Regions from separate parts of the Homo sapiens genome. Here region 2 is linked to region 1. Evidence: chromatin contacts called from ENCODE Hi-C data. All regions are on one chromosome and are shown on one strand. The core of a region is the stretch at or near the end of the contact, and the rest is flanking DNA. Distances in the headings are between cores, read along the strand shown.

Region 1 (6,521 bases), core at 2,312-4,811:
ACCCCGTTTCTACTAAAAATGCAAAAATTAGCTGGGTGTGGTGGCATGTGCCTGTAGTCGCAGCTACTTGGGAGGCTGAGGCGGGAGAATCGCTTGAACCCGGAGGCAGAGGTTGCAGTGAGCCAAGACCACACTACTGCACTCCAGCCTGGGTGACAGAGTGAGACTCTGTCTCAAAAACCAACAAAAACAACTACAAACAAGCCATATTTACTATCCTACATAGTTTCTGTGGATTAGAAATTTGTGAACAGCTTAGCTCGGTGGTTCTGGCTCAGGATTGCTTTCGAGGCTGCAATCAAGATGTCAGCCAGAGCTGCAGTCATCTGAAGGCCTGCCTGGGGCTGGAAGATCCACTTCCAAGGTGGAACACTACTTGACTGGCAACTTGGTGCTGGTTTGTTGGTGGAAGGCTTGCCTCAGTTCCTCTTTATTGGGCTCTCCAAATGGACTGCTTTAGTGACCTCATGACATATACATGGCTTCCTTAGAGCAAGTGACCCAAAAGAGGCCAAGGTAGCAACTGCAATCAGTGTCACATACTGACACTTCCACAATATCCCATTGGTTACTTGGGTCAAGTTTATTCAATGTGGGAAGGGATGACAACAGGAGGGCCATCTTGGAGGCCACCACATTTGGTTGTACAAAATCTTCATGATGTTTCATATTGTTTTAATACTCTAATGAGTTAATGTTTAATAGAAAATAATAGCTTATAGGTATGAGGCATCTGGTTTGATTTTATTTAATCTTTAAAACAATGGCATAAGGTAGGTGCTTTTAATACCCCTTTCCACAGATAAGGAGGTTGAGGAACAGACAAATAACTTGTCTAAGTGTTCACCCAGTAAGTGCAGGGCCAGGTTCTAAACCCAAGTTCTAAACTGCCAAGATTCAGGGTAATTTGTTACACAGCAATAGATAACTAATACAGTAATTGTCTCAAACTGCTACACACTTGATTTTAAAGGTTGTCTAGCCTCATGCAGATCCCCAAATACTTTATCACAAAATACCAGAAAAGGAGGTTAGAGTGGTTTCAGTTGGAAATTAGGAACTACTGTCAACTCTACCTTGATACTGAAGGTCTGTAACCACAGTGGTTTCAGGATAAAGTAATTCACAGACAGCTATCAGTTAATAGAGCCAAGGGGCTATAACATGCACTCCTTCTGTCTTGGACTTTCCCCTAGTATATTTCTCAGCTGACGTTTTTTTTCTTTTTTTTTTTTCTTTTTCTTTTTTTTTTTTTTTTTTTTGGAGACAGGGTCTATTGCTCTGTTGCCCTGGCTGGACTGCAGTGGCGCAATCATAGCTCACTGTAGCCTTGACCTCCCGGGCTCAAGCAATCCTCCTACCTCAGCCTCCTAAGTAGCTGGGACCACAGGCACCCACCACCGTACCTGGCAAATTTTTTAGATTTTTTTCTAGAGATGAGGTCTCACTATATTGCCCAGGCTGGTCTCAAGCAATCCTCCTGCCTTGGCCTCCCAAAGTGCTGTGATTACAGGCATGAGCCACCACACCCAGGCTCAGCTGATCTACTGACCACTTGCCAAGACACCCAGTAAAACAGATTGTTCATTGTTTATATTCTAATAGTCAACATTTATTGAGTTCTTATTATGTGCCAGGTGCTATTCTAAGTGATTTACGTATACCCAATCACTTATTTTTATTCCCATTTTATAGATGACAAAACAGAGGCACCAAAAGGTTAAACCAGGGCTCACCATCATTAAGTGGCAAAGCTCGAATTTGCATTCAAGTAAACTGACTCACTATTAACCACTGTGTTAGAGGTTAACACAATGAGGCAGAAGTTCCAAAAACTCTAGGAGAAGACAGAAGGGTTTCAAGGGCTATGACCTACCAAGTAAAAGGCAAAAGAATTGGCAGCAAGTTAAATTTATCTTTCTCCTGATAATGTTCTTTCAACTCTCAGAGGCTGAATTTGCTAAGAAATTATAAAATGTTGTTTAGGGTTAGAACTGTTTTTACTCCCACCTCCTTAAATAAGCTTTGTTCAGAATGTCCATTTGAAACTTAGACTGGAACTTTCTGTGCCCTAGTTTCTATATTAGCTAGGCCACAAAACAAAAAAAAATTCTAAGGTTCTATCAGCCATATAGATCTCAGTCATCTTTTTAGTCATACTAGAACTCACCAAGTCCTCTTAACTGAAAGGACTCCTGGCCTACCATCAAAATGCTCATGTGTTAGGCTTTATATCTGGATTAAAGTCAAGTCAGCAAGAACTGGTCTCAGAGGAATTCATTCCTCCAGAGCAGAGGCAATGTGTGAGATTTAAGAACTCAGGCCTTAGCATCTGGCAGATCTTTAAATTTGAATCTTAGCTCGCTACTTGACATAGAGCAAGAAACATGAGTCTCAAATATAAATCAGGGAACAGCAGGACCAGAGCTGATGCACAGGAAGCACCTCGCATTGTAGAAGGCACTCAATAGCTGCTTGGTATAGAGTAAATACATGCTTGGTTTTCAGTAAATAAATACTTGATATTGAAACGATTATTTCAGTCATTGATCCATGCACAAGAAAATTGTGCATCATAAACATTTTACTCTTGAGCAAACATCAATTATTAAAAACATATGTTCAAATTCATTATCCATTCTATTTAATTAAATGCTTGAGGCGCTTGGGGAGCTTACATTTGTGATTTAAGTCTGTGCGTTTTTCAAATGTATCTTTCGGAAGAGATTAAGACACTGCAATTTTAAGCAGGGCAGGTGGCTCACGCCTGTAATCCCAGCACTTTGGGAGGCTGAGGTGGGCAGATCCCTTGAGGCCAGGAGTTCAAGACCAGCCTGGGCAACAAAGCGAGACACTGTCACCATAAAAAATATTTTTTTAAATTAAAAAGAGTGCAATTTGAACACATGTCAATATACGATTACCTTTTAATTCAAATGTGTAGCTATCTACTGTGCTGGAATCAGGTGGGCAGCAGGTGATCCCACTAGTGGCAACTTGGTGTTCTGCGATGTGGCACATCCACTTCTTAAATGCAGATTATTGCACTGTAATAAAAATCCTCCATATTCAGTGCTTTCATTGTGTATAATTATGTAAACTGTAGACAAAAAATATTCCTGAATTTGTGTGTGTGTGTGTGTGTGTGTGTGTGTGTGTGCGGATGCGCAATCCGAGATGGTTGTTAAAGCTCGAAAGCGAGTTTAGCTTCTAGAGTCGCCCCTCCTCCGAGGCCCAGCCGAGGTGGACTCGCACCGTCGCAAGACCGGCCAGGCGGTGGCAATGAATAAAAAGCCAGTCTTGGTGCTAGGGACCCAGGTGTTCTCCGTCCCGCCCCTGCCTGGCAGCCCCGCCCCTCCCCCGCCCCGGGCCACGCCCCACCCTGGCCCAGCCCCCAAAAGTACCGTTTGCATCTCCCGTGAGCCTCTTCGACTGTCACTCTTTGGAAAAAAAAGTGACGTCTGCACTGAGGTGGCCGCTAAAGTGCGAATCACGACGGGCGGTGGCCGTTGGGTCCCGGCGGGAGGCGGGGTTTCCGCTCCCTGGGGCGCACGTCAGTCAGGAGGCGGAAGCGCAGCGGGGGCGGGAAGGTTGTAGTGCCGCGAGTTGAGCTCCTCTTGCCTAAGTGGTCGCGCCCCCTTTAAGAGCAGCGATTGTAAGGAGAGGCGGTCCCGGTGTCCTCGGGTCCCAGGTAAGTACGACAGTCTGGAGGCACCGGGCAATAGAAAAGTGTGGCTCCGGTGCTAACCTGTCGCCGCCGTCTTTGTTGCTACAGGCAGCGACCTCCCTTCCGACCTTGCCACCTAACATTTCTGGCTCCTACTTGCTTCCTTCGTCTCGTTCACAGCCCGGGCCCAGCCGGCTCTGCACATCCGTAGGCAGGGACCTTTCTGGCACGCCAGTCTACCCTGTCACAAGATGGCCCTGTTGTCCTCCAGTCCTAACCCCGCATTGCTCGCTCTGTGTTTCAGCCGCTGGAGACACCTAACGATTCATTTACTAAAAACCGGTGTCTGTTTTCTATCCCTTGTGTCTTTCCCGGGCTCCCTAGACTAAGGCATCACTCTTTGCTGCCAATGAAATCAATTCTTTGCCTCCGGCACTGTGCCCACCTTTTAAAGAGCGGGTTTGTTAAGCTTTTTTTTTTTTTAATTAATAGTATGGTTGCTTGAATAAGACTTTATTTTCCCTTCTGAAAGCAGGATTAGGGTCTTGCTCATCTTGGATCTCCCCAGGATTTAGTACGAAAGCACGAAGTTTGGAAACCAGCAGCCCAAATAATTCCTACTAGCTCTATGACCCTGGGTACGGTTTCCTCATCTATAAAATGGTGATAAATAAATAAAGGAACTAATTTCGAGCATGTTACACAGTGTATGGTGCAGAGCAGATACAGTACTCCTTTACCTTTTTTAGCTTTCAGTGTACACAGTAGTTTTTGGGTATGTGTTTTAGACGAATGCAGAGACACCATAGATGAATGATTTTTCTTCCTAGCACCATGATTATATTGACTCTATCAATTGGTTGATATATTTGGTAAATACAACCTAATGACGTTTATTAAAGACAGTAATGCTAAATGGTATGAACATCTGCAAGAATAAACAATGCCGTATTTAATTAAATGCTTGAGGCACTAGCAGAGTTTACATTTGTTTCAGTCTGTGTACATTTCAAATGTATCTTTCTTTCTTTTCTTTTTTTTTTTTTTTGAGACCGAGTCTCGCTGTCTCGCTCTGTGGCCCAAACTGGAGTGCAGTGGCGCGATCTCGGCTCACTGCAACCTCCGCCACCCGGGTTCAAGTGATTCTCCCGTCTCGCCCTCCCGAGTAGCTGGGACTGCAGGCGCTTGCCACCACACCCGGCTGATTTTTTTTTTTAATTTTATTTTTAGTAGAGACTGGGTTTCACCATGTTAGCCAGGATGGTCTCGATCTGCTGACCTCGTGATCCGCCCGCCTCGGCCTCCCAAAGTGCTGGGATTACAGGCGTGAGCCACCGCGCCCGGCACAAATGTATCTTTCTGAAGAGATTAAGAAACAGCAAACATTTCATTGTAAGGAGGCTAGCTGTTCCTTTTAGTTTGTGATTAAAATATGGTGCATTGTATATGTGTGTACACATATTTTATAGGTGATTGTGAAGTGCTGACCAATTGCCACTGGACATACTTGAAACAAAATAGGAAAATGGCAGCAAACTCTTCAGGACAAGGTAATGACAGCAGGAATTTCTTTACTATGAACATTTCCCCAATATAGTAAATGTATTTGAATAAGAGAAAATTTAGCATAGGGCAGTTACTGTAGCCAGAATTTAAAAAATGAATAGCAGGCCGGGAGCGGTGGCTCACGCCTGTAATCCCAGTACTTTGGGAGGCCAAGTCGGGTGGACTGCTTGAGGTCAGGAACCCCGTCTCTACTAAAATACAAAAATTAGCTGGGCATGGTGGCGGGCACCTGTAATCCCAGCTACTAGGGAGGCTGAGGCAGGAGAATTTCTTGAACCCAGGAGGCGGAGGTTGCAGTGAGCCGAGATTGCACCACTGCACTGCAGCCTGGGCGACAGAGTGAGACTCCGTCTCAAAAAAAAGAAAAAGAAAAAAAGAAGAACATCAAAGTAAAACTCTAAATTTGAAATACACTTGTGCTGAATAATGATGTTTAGGTCAATGACAGACTGCTTATAGGATGGTGGTCCCATAAGATGGTAATGGAGCTGAAAAATTTCAATCGCCTAAGTGACATCTTGATAATCCTGACCCTGTGTAAGCCTAGGCTAATGTGTTTGTTTGTGTCTTCATTTTTAACAAGAAGTTTAAAAAGTAAAAAAAATTAAAAATTTTAAAAATAGAAAACTTTTAGAATAAAGATATAAATAAAATACTTTTTTTTTTTTTTTGAGATGGAATTTCGCTCTTGTTGCCCAGGCTGGAGTGCAATGGCATGATCTTGGCTCACTGCAACCTCTGCCTCCCAGGTTCAAGCAATCCTCCTGCCTCAACCTCCCGAGTAGCTGGGATTACAGGCACACGCCATCACGCTCAGCTAATTTTGTATTTTTAGTAGAGACTGGGTTTTTCCATGTTGGTCAGGCTGGTCTCAAACTCCTGACCTCAGGTGATCCGCCCGCCTTGGCCTCCCAAAGTGCTGGGATTACAGGCATGAGCCACTGTGCCTGGCCCAGTGTTTTGTGTTTTAAGCTAAGTGTTATTACAAAAGTCAAAAAGTTAAAAAAATTTAAAAGTTTATAAAGTAAAGTTACAGTAAGCTAAGGTTAATGTATTATTGAAGAAAGAAAAATTGAATAAATTTAGTGCAGCCTAAGTGTACAGTGTTTATAAGTATACAGTACTATATAGTAATGTCCTAGACTTTCACATTCACTCACAACTCACTCACTGACTCACCCAGAGCAGCTTCAGTCCTGAAAGCTCCATGCATCCATGCATGGTAAATGCCCTATACAGGTATACCATTTTTTGTCTTTTAAACCGTGTGTGTGTGTGTGTGTGTGTG
Region 2 (6,521 bases), core at 3,641-6,140, 560 kb before region 1:
GGAGAGAGGTGGGGAAATATTTCAATTCAGATGTCTCAAGTTTGAAGTACCTGTGGGATACCTAAGCTGCAGTGAGAGATTTGGGAATCATCAGAACACACAGTGAATGATGCCATGGGAGTAGAGCTGATCACCAAGGGCAAGTAGAGAAAAAGGCAGCCTGTAAAGGGCAGGCAGAGAAAAAGAGGTTTAGAAGGTAAGTGAGAAGAATTAGCTAGTGAGAGAAGAGGAAAATCAAGAGGATTTGTTATTAGGAGAGTGAAGGAAAGGGAGTAGTTCAAGGAGGGAGTATTTCAAGGAGGAGTGGCTGGCAGTATACTAGGGCTATTCTTAGTAAAGGTGGATTGGTGATCTTAACAAAGAGCAATTTTAATGTGGTAGGGGTTGGTCAGTTTGCAGCAGGTTGAAGAGTAAATAAGGGTAAGGACCTCAAGGGAGTAATAGAAAAAACCCTTCCAACAAGCTGGATGATGAAGGGTAGATGAGACAGTGGACAGAGAGACCAGAGGGGCTCCTCATAATTGTGTGTGACTAGACCACAACTAAGACTTCGCAACCTGCAAATAACAAGAGGGCATTATCTGAGGATGGTACCCCTCTTCAATAAAATCCAAGAAACATTTATCATTGTTCTATGTCATTGATATGGAATGCATTTGATGTCTCAATTTTCAAAGCCCAACAACAAATGTTTATCCAATTCAAAACTCGCACTGGGGAGGGGAGGCAAGGGAGCATGTTAGCACCCTCTTCCAAGTCTATAAAGAAAAACGGGCCAGGCACGAAGGCTCACGCTTGTAATCCCAGCACTTTGGGAGGCCAAGGTGGGTAAATCATTTGAGGTTAGGAGTTCAAGACCAGCCTGGCCAACATGGTGAAACCCTGTCTCTACTAAAAATACAAAAATATAAAAAATAACTAAAAATACAAAAAAGAAAAATGTGGTGGCAGGTGCCTGTAATCCCAGCCACTTGGGAGGCTGAGGCAGGAAAATCGCTTGAACCCGGGAGGCGGAGGCTGCAGTGAGCCGAGATCACGACGCTGCACTCAAGCCTGGGTGACAGAGCAAGACTCTGTCTCAAAACACAAAACAAAACAAAACAAAACAAAACAAAACAAAACAAAAACGAACAAACACAAAAAAGAAACATTAATAGTGCGGTAAAAATTGGCCTAAGACAGATTATGGGCTAACTCATATAAACACAGTAAGATATTGTTAACATGATTTGAGACATTCTATTAAAGTTCAACTAAATGATCAACCAAAATTTGGAGTAGAACCCTGTGATTATAATAAAGAAAAAAAGTAAATATTTAGAAAGGCAACCTTTCTCTTCTTTCAGCAGGACCCTCTCCAAAAAGTGTGATGGGTTCCCCCAAGGCTCTAAGGCAAGCTTTGACCTCTGAGTCATCTGTGGAAACATTGATCTGCCGGGCTCGCTTCCTTCTCTCAAACTCAGCCAATACTTCTGCCTGTCGCTCGCTGATATGCTCTTCAATTTCAAACACTTCTCCTATTAAAAAGAAAACAGGCAACATCAGCAGATCTTCTTCAAATAGAGAGAAATAATTTCTAGTAATTGCAGTCTGTGTATGCCCTGAGGGAAAAGTAACTGTCTATTACACATTTTATAGTTTACTGTTTTTCAGTTTATTAAATTATGCCAAACACATAAACCTAAATGACACAGCTTCAAAAGGCAAGAAAATGGTTCAAGCCACCTCTTGTTTCATTTATTAACTTTGTGCCTATATAAACACACACTTTGGCTGAGACCAGCAAGTAAGAGTACAGAACATCTTTTGCAAATGAGTTAACTAGGCTGTCTATCCAGAAGATGTAACAGAAACATTATTGTAACAACAGCCAAAGCTATTTATTCTCGAAAGGAGACCCAGTATAGGGATACTTAACAAATCATTAACTACTAAACTGCAAATAATTACCAGGAAAATGAGAGTTCCACAACTATAAGGATTTCTGGATAATCTAGCAATAGTTTTGAAACCCACACCAAAATACAAGTGTGATAAAAAATGAGAGGTACAGTGGTGACGTTATGTTTAAAAACAGTATTAAAAGTTTAAAAAGTCACTAGGCTACAGTGCATGTGTTTAGAAAATGTGTGGGAGGATCAATAAGAAACCTGACAGATGTCCCTACTGCAGAGGAGTCTTCATTTTATGCCCTTTGGCATTGTCTGAATTTCTTAGGACAAATATGCATAATTTTATTTTTAAAATATAGTAGACCTCTCATTACTGACATGGAAAGATATCCTCAATGGTATATAAATGAAAAATGGGGGTTATACAACAATTTACGTATTGTGTTTTCATTTATGGAAAAAATTACATACTTTTTAGCTGTATTAAAATTCTCAGAAAGATATACAATCAATTAATTTTAAAAATACAGGATTTTCTACTTCACACATTTATACATTGATCTTTTAAAAGAAAATAACTTTTTTTTTTGAGACAGGGTCTCGCTCTGTTGTTCAGGCTGGAGTGCAGTGGCACAGTCATGACTCACTGCAGCCTTGAACCCCCACCTCAGAACCCCAATTAGCTGGGAATACAGGCACGTGTCACCATGCCCAGCTAATTTTCTACTTTTTGTAGAGATGGGGTATCACTATTTGCCCAGGCTGGTCTTGGATTCCTGGGCTCAAGCCAGACTCCCGCTTCTCAGCCTCCCAAAGTGCTGGGATTACAGGTGTGAGCCACCAGGCTTGGCCACTATTACTTTTATAATAAAAAAAGATAGCTCAGTCAGGTGCAGTGGCTCACGCCTGTAATCCCAGCACTTTGGGAGGCCGAGGTGGGCGGATCATTTGAGGTCAGGAGTTGGAGACCAGCCTGGGCAACATGGTGAAACCCAGTCTCTACTAAAAATACAAAAATTAGCTGGGTGTGGTGGCGGGCACCTGTAATCTCAGCTAATCGGGAGGCTGAGGCAGGAGAATCCCTTGAACACAAAAGGCAGAGGTTGCAGTGAGCCAAGGTTACGCCACTGCATTCCAGCCTGGGCAAGAGAGTGAGACCCTGTCACACACACACACACACACAAAAAGATTTCACTTTGGGTAAAAAATAATTACAAAACTTCAAAAGGGAGAATATCATGAACCACTCTAGCTGCAAACCAATGCCAGAACTATGTTAGATCTCCAGAAGACAAATGGAATCAATCTGAATCCAAATGTACACTGAATTTTTGATAAGACTGCTCACTCATAGAAGAAAAACTATATAACAGATTGTAAGAAAAAGGCTCTCTGCATGATAATAAGGGGGTAGGCAAAATACAGCCTTATAGCTGCAAGTTTAAGAATTGAAATTCTGCCGGGCACAGTGGCTCACACCTGTAATCCCAGCACTTTAGGAGGACGAGGCGGGCGGATCACAAGGTCAGGAGTTTGAGACCAGCCAGACCAACATGGTGAAACCCCATATCTACTAAATATACAAAAATTAGCCGGGCGTGGTGGTGTGCGCCTGTAATCCCAGCTACTCGGGAGGCTGAAGCAGGAGAACTGCTTGAACCCGGGAGGCGGAGGTTGCAGTGAGCCAAGATCGCACCACTGCACTCCAGCCTGGCGACAGAGCGAGACTCTGTTTAAAAAAAAAAAAATTGTAATTTTTTGACATTATAAAACTGTGGTATTTAAGTTTAGAAAGGTATTCATTACACAAAGAGGTAAAGATGGGCTCACAATTTGCATCTTACCAGAGGTTATATTAATATTTCCAGCTTCGATCCCTGCTTTAAGTCCGTCTTTCCCCAAAATCCCAGACTCTCCTTTGGCCAGACGCTCCCTCTCCTTCTCTTCCAAACTTCCATAATAGATGTGTGGTTTCTTCACGACCGGAGCAACTAAGTCGTCGGGTGCTTTAGTTTTGGTTGCCTGCTAAATCAAAGATCTGCATTAAACTAAGGTTTAATCTTGGCAATTTACCGGACTTCACCAGAGGATGAAGCTCACCCTGAGTTTCACAGTCCTGTTTCCTCTGTAATTGAAAGGACAAATTGGACACTACTTAAGACGCTCTTCATTGATTTGAGGAGGTGAAGGTAGGGTGAGGGTGTTTCAGTCCCTCACTTTGGTTGATGGGATTAATAAAACTAGTGAGGTTCTCTCGGGTATTTTCCTATGAAAGGTTTGCTCTGAAATCTGTTTACTTCATTCCGTTGGAAGTGTTCAATCTCGTGTTTTATGCTTCCCGGATTACTGCTTATCACTGGGGAAATACTAAGGATAGATGAAATAACCAACGCGGTGCTAAAGGATAACAAGTTACAACATTACAAGTGTATACATTTCAAACGTTCCTAGACGTGAGGTAGTAGGAGTTAGTAGGTCTCATTAAAATTCTGAGATCTGCCAAAGGCATAAACCTTGGCCAAGACACTTCCCTATTTCAGAGCACCGTTACTGGATGAGTCGGAAGAGATGCTTGCCCTTTGGGGCTGTAGTGGGAGAGGTGCAAATAAGCTACAGTCCACGAAAGCGCTTAGGGATCAGGAAAACGGTGGTCCGCTGTGTAGGACACCGCTGAGTCCCGCAGCCTTCCTCCTCAGCCCTCCACCGCCTTCTCCCGCTCCTTAACGGCCCCTTCCCGCAGAGATCCCCTTCCCCCTTAGCGCTCCCTGCCAGAGTGAGCTGGGATCCCGGGCTCTGTACCGTGGAAGAGGCTCGCGAGGAAGCCATGCTGGGCTCTGGAGCCGCGAGGCCCCAGCGAAACCCGAACACTCCCTTTCAGACCGTCCACCGCGCGCCCAGCAGAGGGGAAGTGCGTCACTGACAGGAAGTGCGTCACTGACAAGACGTGGGCCAAGAGGGGTCACCGCCCCCGGAGCGGCGCGGAGCATGATGGAAGTCGTAGTAGGAAATGGCGTCGTGGCATTGAGGGGCATCCCTCCTAGAACCTCCAGGAAAAGCTCGCGGAAGACGAGGTTCTGCGGAGAGAGAGGCTCCAAGCAGTCTGGGAAGTGTAGTCCAGTTGGCTTAGCAGTAGTTTCGTTGGGGGGGAGCCGAGGTTCCGGGAAGGGGCTAGGCCGGCTTGAAAAGAGGTAGGTGAGTCGACTCGCGCGGCTCGGGGCTGAACTCTGGAGCGAGTCAAGGGCTTCCGGGGTCCGCTGTGCCCCCCGGGCGTACGGGGGCGTTTACGTCTTCTTGGAGCCGAGGACCATGTTACCATAGAAACCCTTGCCTGGGCTCCGAGGTACAGGCCTGGAGCTAGGGGACGAGGACTGTTCTCCTCCATGGTCCGGAAGTCTTCCCAGGCTCCCCCTCTGAGCTTGATGGCTCGGCGGTGGATTTGGGCTGCGGCGGGAGATTAAGCTAGAAGAGCCCGCTAGTGCCAAAGTCAAATAAAGACCCGGCGGAGGAGCTTCGGCCTGATTTTGTTGATTTGTCTTCAGCCTGGTCTTTGTATCAGATTGAGAGTAAGATGATGGATAGGAAGGTGTCAGGTAACTCTGTACGTCTCTCTGCCCTGCTGGATGCTGGGGCATTAGAGACGAACAGGATAAGGTTTTTATCCCCACATGGGCGGTGGGAGATCCTCAAAATATTGACGTTTCCCTAGCTGGCCAGATCCTCATGCAACCCCCTAGAACAATTACAGCAATAATAGATGTTATTTATTGAACATTTATTAAATGCCAAATAATATTCCAAGAGCTTACTCTGTATTACGTTATTGACTTCCTACAACAGCAGAGTAGGATACAGATGAGGGAACTAAGGTCTAGTGAGAAATGAAACGAATTGTTCAGGATCGGTGGTGTAGTGGGATTAAAACCTGTGCCCTTTAACCTCTACAGCCAGCACTTTTAACTGTTAATCTATACTGCTCCCTAGTGGCCAGTTTTTTGCAGTTTGCAGAAAAGGTAAAATGTATAGATTTTTTTTTCCCCCTTTTAGGTATCCCTATCCCTCTCTTTCCCTCTTTGGAACTTTGGCTTTCTCTACCATTTGTCTGCATTGGAATCTGGTAGAAGATAATGCCTGATTTAGTACAAAGGAATTTGAAATGTAATGTGCCAGTGTTTTGTGTTGATAATATCACCTGTAGTATCCTAAGCTTCATGGGAGAAGGAACTATTTCTTCCTTTGTATACTTCACAGTCCTTAGTTTCATCCTAGATACGTGTAATAATTTGTATCTGTACATACTTTCAAGGAGTTTTCACTTCCATCATTTTCACTTAATGCTTATCATGTTGACCTTTATAATTTTTATAGGAGGCTAAAATTATTAACCAAACTGAACAGCTTGCTTCGATGACTTCTTTATGTGTGAAATAGGAATCATTTTGTCAACTTCACAGGGTTTTTGTGTTAAAATAAGAATGTAAAGAATGGGAATGGAAAAACAGCACGGTGCTCAAGAATGATCTCACCTTCTAGTCAACAAACATTTACTGACTGTTTTTATAGATACACTCTAGGGGATGCTGTGGAGAATATACAAATGATGCCATCAACAGATATTAAACTCAGTTGGGG

Evidence for each region. Hi-C counts contacts between places; a loop is a spot of excess contacts on that map. Pooled maps may share reads with other maps.
Region 2: a map of naive thymus-derived CD4-positive, alpha-beta T cell shows a loop between it and region 1 (34-fold over the local background). The contact joins the promoter of CDC26 here to the promoter of INIP in region 1. A Hi-C loop is called at or near these places in 2 of 168 maps with a recorded cell type or tissue (CD4-positive, alpha-beta memory T cell and naive thymus-derived CD4-positive, alpha-beta T cell) and 12 of 50 pooled maps.

Annotation. Positions count from the first base shown.
Region 1 is chr9:112,715,157-112,721,677 of GRCh38, reverse strand. INIP (INTS3 and NABP interacting protein) reads left to right here and starts at 3,561. Exons shown (of 5, transcript NM_021218.3): 1 at 3,561-3,691; 2 at 5,137-5,217. The coding sequence starts at 5,193. RefSeq lists a silencer at 3,350-3,509 and an enhancer at 3,880-3,979.
Region 2 is chr9:113,273,941-113,280,461 of GRCh38, reverse strand. CDC26 (cell division cycle 26) reads left to right here and starts at 4,890. Exons shown (of 4, transcript NM_139286.4): 1 at 4,890-5,080. PRPF4 (pre-mRNA splicing tri-snRNP complex factor PRPF4) reads right to left here and starts at 4,804. Exons shown (of 14, transcript NM_001244926.2): 1 at 4,692-4,804; 2 at 3,737-3,914; 3 at 1,331-1,517. The coding sequence starts at 4,718. RefSeq lists enhancers at 4,817-5,156, 4,924-5,779.